Linked DNA regions of Homo sapiens: region 1 is linked to region 2. A link is a contact called in ENCODE Hi-C or POLR2A ChIA-PET data. All regions are on one chromosome and are shown on one strand. Each heading gives the region's core, a stretch centred on a gene start or an enhancer-like site at or near the end of the contact. The rest is flanking DNA. Distances are from core to core; before and after follow the strand shown. Region 1 overlaps BIK (BCL2 interacting killer). Region 2 overlaps PACSIN2 (protein kinase C and casein kinase substrate in neurons 2).

Region 1 (2,700 bases), core at 68-2,567, 130 kb before region 2:
AGGTGAGGGCAGTCAGCTGCCCTTGTGGTGGGCGGTGCCGAGTGGACACCATGGGACCAGGCTACCAGGAAGGCTGCTCAGGGAGGCCCCTGCCCTGGCCAGGAGACGGGAGTCCTGCCTGCCAGGTGAAGGCTCTCGGACCAGAGGGAGACCCAGGACCATGCACTGGTTTGTGCACTCAGAACCAGGCATCTCAAACCCAAAAGCCCATGGGATCAGGCAGATGTGGACACAGGTGACACAGATGATGATACGGAGTGGTGGGGACTGTGGCGCCCCAAGGAGCGGCTCTGACAGCCCCCACTGGCCGCAGCGCAAGTCAGGGTCAGGGATCTCAAGGCTCTTACCCAGGACCCGGGGTTCGGGGATCTCCAGAACCTCATTATGTTCTCCTTAAGTGTGGTGAAACCGTCCATGAAACTTCTAAGAACATCCCTGATGTCCTCAGTCTGGTCGTAGATGAAAGCCAGACCCAGGCTATAGACAAAGAGGATGGGGGGACAAAGCCATTACTGCAGGAGCAGGTAGGGGCAGCCTGTACTTAGATGACACCATCACAGCTGTGGGGAGCAGGGGCCTGTGCCCTCCCACCCCACAGCCACCCGGGGCCCTTTCCGTGGGCGCCTCCACCTGCAGGGGCCGCGTGGTATGGACTGTTTGTGGTCAAATTCATTCCAACTTCCTGCTTCCTCCGCCAGCCAGCCGCCCGCCAGCCCACCGGGTGTTTGGCCCTGTCTTCCAGAGCTGGCCACGTGGAAAATAAACCCCCATTCTACAGGGCCCTCACAAGCCACTGCCCACTCTATTCCCCCACCGGAGACTCGCTGAGAGGCCCAGCCCCCAGGATCTAGGATCCGAGCTCACGTAGCACCCCCTCTTAAGACCACGGTGGAAATGTACCATCTGGGCTCAATGAGGACGGCGAGAGAGAAAAGGGCCCTGGGCTCTGCTTTGTTGCCCAGGAATGCCAGGGACAGGTGGCAGGGGGCGAGTGCCAGGAGCTGGGGGCTCCCAGGAGAGGTGCGGGAAGCAGCCAAGGGTTTCAGTATAGCCCCAGTGTCAAGGCACATCCCCCACAGAGCTTCCTCAGGGCCCAGCCCTGTGCTGTGTTCAGGGCCTCCACCCACCGCCCAGGGCCCCTCCCCAGGTGTAGAGGCATAGGGCATAGGCCGGCTACCTGTGCATGGCCACCTCGGAGAGCTGGGCCAGGCGCGGGGCCCTGAGGCTCACGTCCATCTCGTCCCCGATGCAGGCCAGCCGCAGGGCCAATGCGTCACTGCAGGGAGCACACACAGGAGTCGGGTGTGGCTGTGCCGTGGAGGCCACATGCACCTGGACCCACCCAGCCAACGGATTGTGTGCAGCTGGGAGTGGCCCAGAGGATAAGAGATGGTGTCAGATTTGGGGCAGGCAGTGAGTGGGCCTCCCTGTATCCCTCCTCCGGCTCCCACTTGGATTCAGAGATACCCATGAGGTCCCATCCGTGGGTGGCCCCAGAGGTGCAAGCTATTTCAAAAAGAATCCTGGGGCAGGCCCACCTGTGGGCTTTGGTGGAAATGGTGGACAAGGGGAACAGGCAGGTCTGGGGGTGCTGAGCCCCCGGATGGCTGAGGCTGACCAAGGGGAATGGACAGGTCTGGTGGTGCTGAGTCCCCCGGATGGCTGAGCCCCCTTGAGCCCCCTTCCCACAGGGGTTGCAGCTTACCTTCCTTTGTGGGAGGTGAGGGGGCTCTAAGACCTGTGTCCTGGTCCCAATCCTGAAACCAGCCCTGCTGGCACCACCCCTCTCCAAATGGGGGGACTAAGAAGCCCCTAGTAGGCCCCCCACTAAACCACATCCTTGATCCTACACCCCACCCGCATTCACTCCCACACAAAGACTAAGACACTCCCCACCCTCCCAGCTTGCTGGTCTGGGCCTCTACCAGGGACCTGTGTGCATTCCATCCCAGTGACTACACCGGGGGAACTCCCAGGGAAGTGGGACTCCTAGGGGCCCTGAGCTGAGGCCGGCCCTGGGCCCTGGCCCCACCCACCTGACCTGCCAATGCCCTGGGCCTACACTCCCTACTTGGAGGGGATGCGGGTGGGAGGGGTACAGGTGTGGGCTGGCAATCAGGGTTGGGGGCTGTGGTCCTACCTTCTGTTACCCTGGGAAACCTCAGGAAAATACTGCCCCAGGCTTCATGTCCTCCAACCTTGTCCATTAATGGACAGGTGCCTCCAGTTCTAAAATCCTTAATGACTAAAAATCCTGAGGCTGAAAAAAAAAATCCTGAGCAGAAAAGAATCCTGTGGAACATGGAGCTGGTCCCTGGCCTGTGGGAGGTGCCACATCAGAGACAGGATTCCCCAGCAGAAAGCAACAGCCCAGGTCAGGCCTGACCATTCTCTTCCAGGCTCAGGGTAGAAACTACTGAGGTCAGCTGCTCCTGGGCCTTCACGTTCCTCATCTGTACCAGGGGAAGAATGAAAGTGCCAGTCCTGGCCGGGTGTGGTGGCTCACGCCTGTAATCCCAGCACTTTTTGGGAGGCCGAGGCAGGCAGATCACGAGGTCAGGAGATCGAGACCATCCTGGCTAACATGATGAAACCCTGTCTCTACTGAAAATACAAAAAATTAGCCAGGTGTGGTGGCAGGCGCCTGTAGTCCCAGCTACTCAGGAGGCTGAGGCAGGAGAATGGCGTAAACCAGGGAGG
Region 2 (2,700 bases), core at 136-2,635:
GGCCCACTGCAGCCTCCAACTCCAGGGCTTAATGATCCTCTCACCTCACCCTCCCAAATTACAAGTGTGTACCATCATACCTGGCCAATTTTTTTTTTTTTTTTTTTTTGCGGCAGAGTCTTGCTCTGTCACCCAGGCTGGAGTGCAGTGGCTCGATCTTGGCTCACTGCAACCTTTGCTGCCTGGGTTCAGGCGATTCTCCTGCCTCAGCCTTCCCAGTAGCTGGGATTACGGGCGTGTGCCACCATGCCCAGCTAATTTTTGTATTTTTAGTAGTGATGGGGTTTCAGCATCTTGGCCAGGCTGGTCTTGAATTCCTGACCTTGTGATCCACCCATCTTGGCCTCCCAAAGTGCTAGGATTACAGGCGTGAGCCACCGCGTCCAGTGTCATACCTGGCTAATTTTATTATTTTTTTTTTGAGACGGAGTCTCGCTCTGTCGCCCAGCCTGGAGTGCAGTGGTGCAATCTCGGCTCATTGCAAGCTCCGCTTCCCAGGTTCAAGCCATTCTCCTACCTCAGCCTCCCAAGTAGCTGGGACTACAGGCGCCCACCACCACGCCCAGCTAATTTTTTGTATTTTTAGTAGAAATGAGGTTTCACCGTGTTAGCCAGGATGGTCTTGATCTCCTGACCTTGTGATCCGCCCACTTCGGCCTCCCAAAGTGCTGGGATTACAGACGTGAGCCACCACGCCCAGCCAATACCTGGCTAATTTTTAAATTTTTCTGGAGACTGGGGAAGGGGGCAGGTCTCACTGTGTTGCCCAGGCTGGTCTTGAACTCCTGGCTTCAAGTGATCCTCCTGTCCCGGCTTCCCAGAGCGCTGGGATTACAGGTGTGGGTCACTGTGCCTGGCCACTGTTTCTTTTAACAATCAAATTGCCTTTCTCAAGGAGGAAAACATGGGTGGAATGTGCTTTAAGGCCTCTGTCTGGTGGACATTATAGGCACTTGAAGTTACCAAATCTGTATATTTACTGTTGGCAAAATTGCATGATCCCATCCTTATTTCCAAATAATTGCCGCGTGAATGACATTGGAAATGCACATTTAGTTCTTGACTGAGTAGTTGTATACACACTCTGGTTTTTCCACACCAGACACTTGCTCTCTTGCTGTGACTTTTAAGGTCCTGCCCAATGGACAGAGTAACTTCCTGAAAAGTTGCTTTAAAAACCTTGTCTCCTCAGTGGACGGAGGGTGCAATGAAACAACATTTGTCATCCTGACTCAGTCCCAACCAAGCAGAACCTTTATTGTGACTGGAGGTTTGCAAGCTGCCGTCCTCCTGGCACCAAAAGCAGCCTGTTCTTTAAATATTTGCATTGAATAACTTTGTAGCTCTGCTTCCTTCTAAGGCTTGCCACACTTCATGTCAGAAGCAGAGCTCCTCCTCTGGAGTTATTGTGAAACATGACTGAATGCCAGGGTGCAGTTTCTCTGCAGTCAGCTCACTTTATAGAGGAAGAACTCGGCTGCTTCAGCTCAATGTGAGTTAAACGTTGCAGTGTCCAGTCTTGCTTCCTGGCAGTTGGGGCCCGGAGCAGCCCCGAGGCGGGGAGGGGGGACATTGTCCCCTTTGACTATGTGATTGTTGGAAGCAGGGTCCTGAGAGGGAGTCCAGGAGGCAGCCTAAATGGAATTTCCAGTCTAAACGGGCAAGGCACAGTTGCGGGAGTCCTGGTGTAAAGTCCAGTGAGACAGAGACTGGGGCTTGGGGTGGGATGGGGATTGCTGACAAGAGAGAAGGATCTCTGGGCCAGGGAAGAGGCAGCTGCATTCGCTGGCTGCGAGGCTGTGGCTCTAGGTGTGGATATGCTAGGGTGCTCCCCGCAGCCCCCAGACCTTTCATATGTCAGCATTCCCGTAGGTGGGGCATGTGGGACCCCTGCCCGGGGCCCTTTTTCCAGTGTGACTGTCCCTATAGGGTGAGGAATCTGAGGTATCAAGAAGTGGTATCTCCCTAAAACTTGTGCCTCTCCCTTTAGGCCATGCACAGGGACAGAGACCCTGGAATTCCCTGCCCCAGTAACCCCCAGACCCCTTACATGGCCTGCATGGGCCGCCTCCCTGGCGTGTCCTGCTGAGGGTAGGCTGTGCACTGTGTGCACGTGCCTCCAGCCAAAGGTGGCTGAATGGTGGCCATGGGCAGGGTATGTGTGGACAGAGCTTGGGTGTGCAGGCTGGGGTGTCCCCATAAGCACGCCCGAGGGTCTTTGTGGCGCAGGACACGGCTCTGGATTCATGTGTGTGCCTGGTTTCTTGAATGGTAAAGTTCATGCTTATTTTCTGGGTGTGTTTGGGGTTGTCCCTCCCTATCTGACACATGGGGCTTGGGACCATGCCTGGAGCCCCAGTTGCATGGGGAGGTGGGGTTAAGAGCAGGCCTGTCCCCCTGCTCAGCCCTTCTTACCACCAAACCAGCCACACTTGAGCAGGAGCGCACTGCACTGTCATTTTACCCAAAGTTTCCCTCTAGGGCTTTGCTGATGACATCTCTTGGCTTTTGTTAGCATTCTGGCGCAATATCAGAAGGATTCCAGTCTACATCGTGGTCTTCTTGAGAGCTCATATTTGATTTCGGCTTTAGCTCACTGGACTTTAGCCTGGAGGAATCCCACTGAAGAGTTTTTAATGTTGACTTATGGAACTTGTCCCAGCAGCAAACCACAGATACTGTGGCTTGGGGGTGAGCAGC

Evidence for each region. A loop is a pair of places that touch in the nucleus more often than their neighbours do. ChIA-PET counts read pairs that join two places held with the same protein, here RNA polymerase II (POLR2A).
Region 1: a map of PC-9 shows a loop between it and region 2 (2.1-fold over the local background). The contact joins two enhancer-like sites. A Hi-C loop is called at or near these places in 1 of 168 maps with a recorded cell type or tissue (PC-9). POLR2A ChIA-PET finds 5 or more read pairs at or near these places in 2 of 52 experiments (H1 and activated CD4-positive, alpha-beta T cell).

Annotation. Positions count from the first base shown.
Region 1 is chr22:43,126,273-43,128,972 of GRCh38, reverse strand. BIK (BCL2 interacting killer) reads right to left here. Exons shown (of 5, transcript NM_001197.5): 3 at 1,178-1,276; 4 at 348-477. Among named protein-coding and RNA genes, the nearest start is that of MCAT, 16 kb to the left of the region's middle. RefSeq lists an enhancer at 1-403. Within about 2 kb of position 1,317, at least 10 of the 41 ENCODE cell types and tissues checked have a DNase peak (open chromatin) inside an H3K27ac peak, as active enhancers do; they include PC-9, where a contact is called at or near this core.
Region 2 is chr22:42,993,941-42,996,640 of GRCh38, reverse strand. All of the region lies in intron 1 of PACSIN2 (protein kinase C and casein kinase substrate in neurons 2), which reads left to right. Among named protein-coding and RNA genes, the nearest start is that of PACSIN2, 20 kb to the left of the region's middle. Within about 2 kb of position 1,385, at least 29 of the 41 ENCODE cell types and tissues checked have a DNase peak (open chromatin) inside an H3K27ac peak, as active enhancers do; they include PC-9, where a contact is called at or near this core.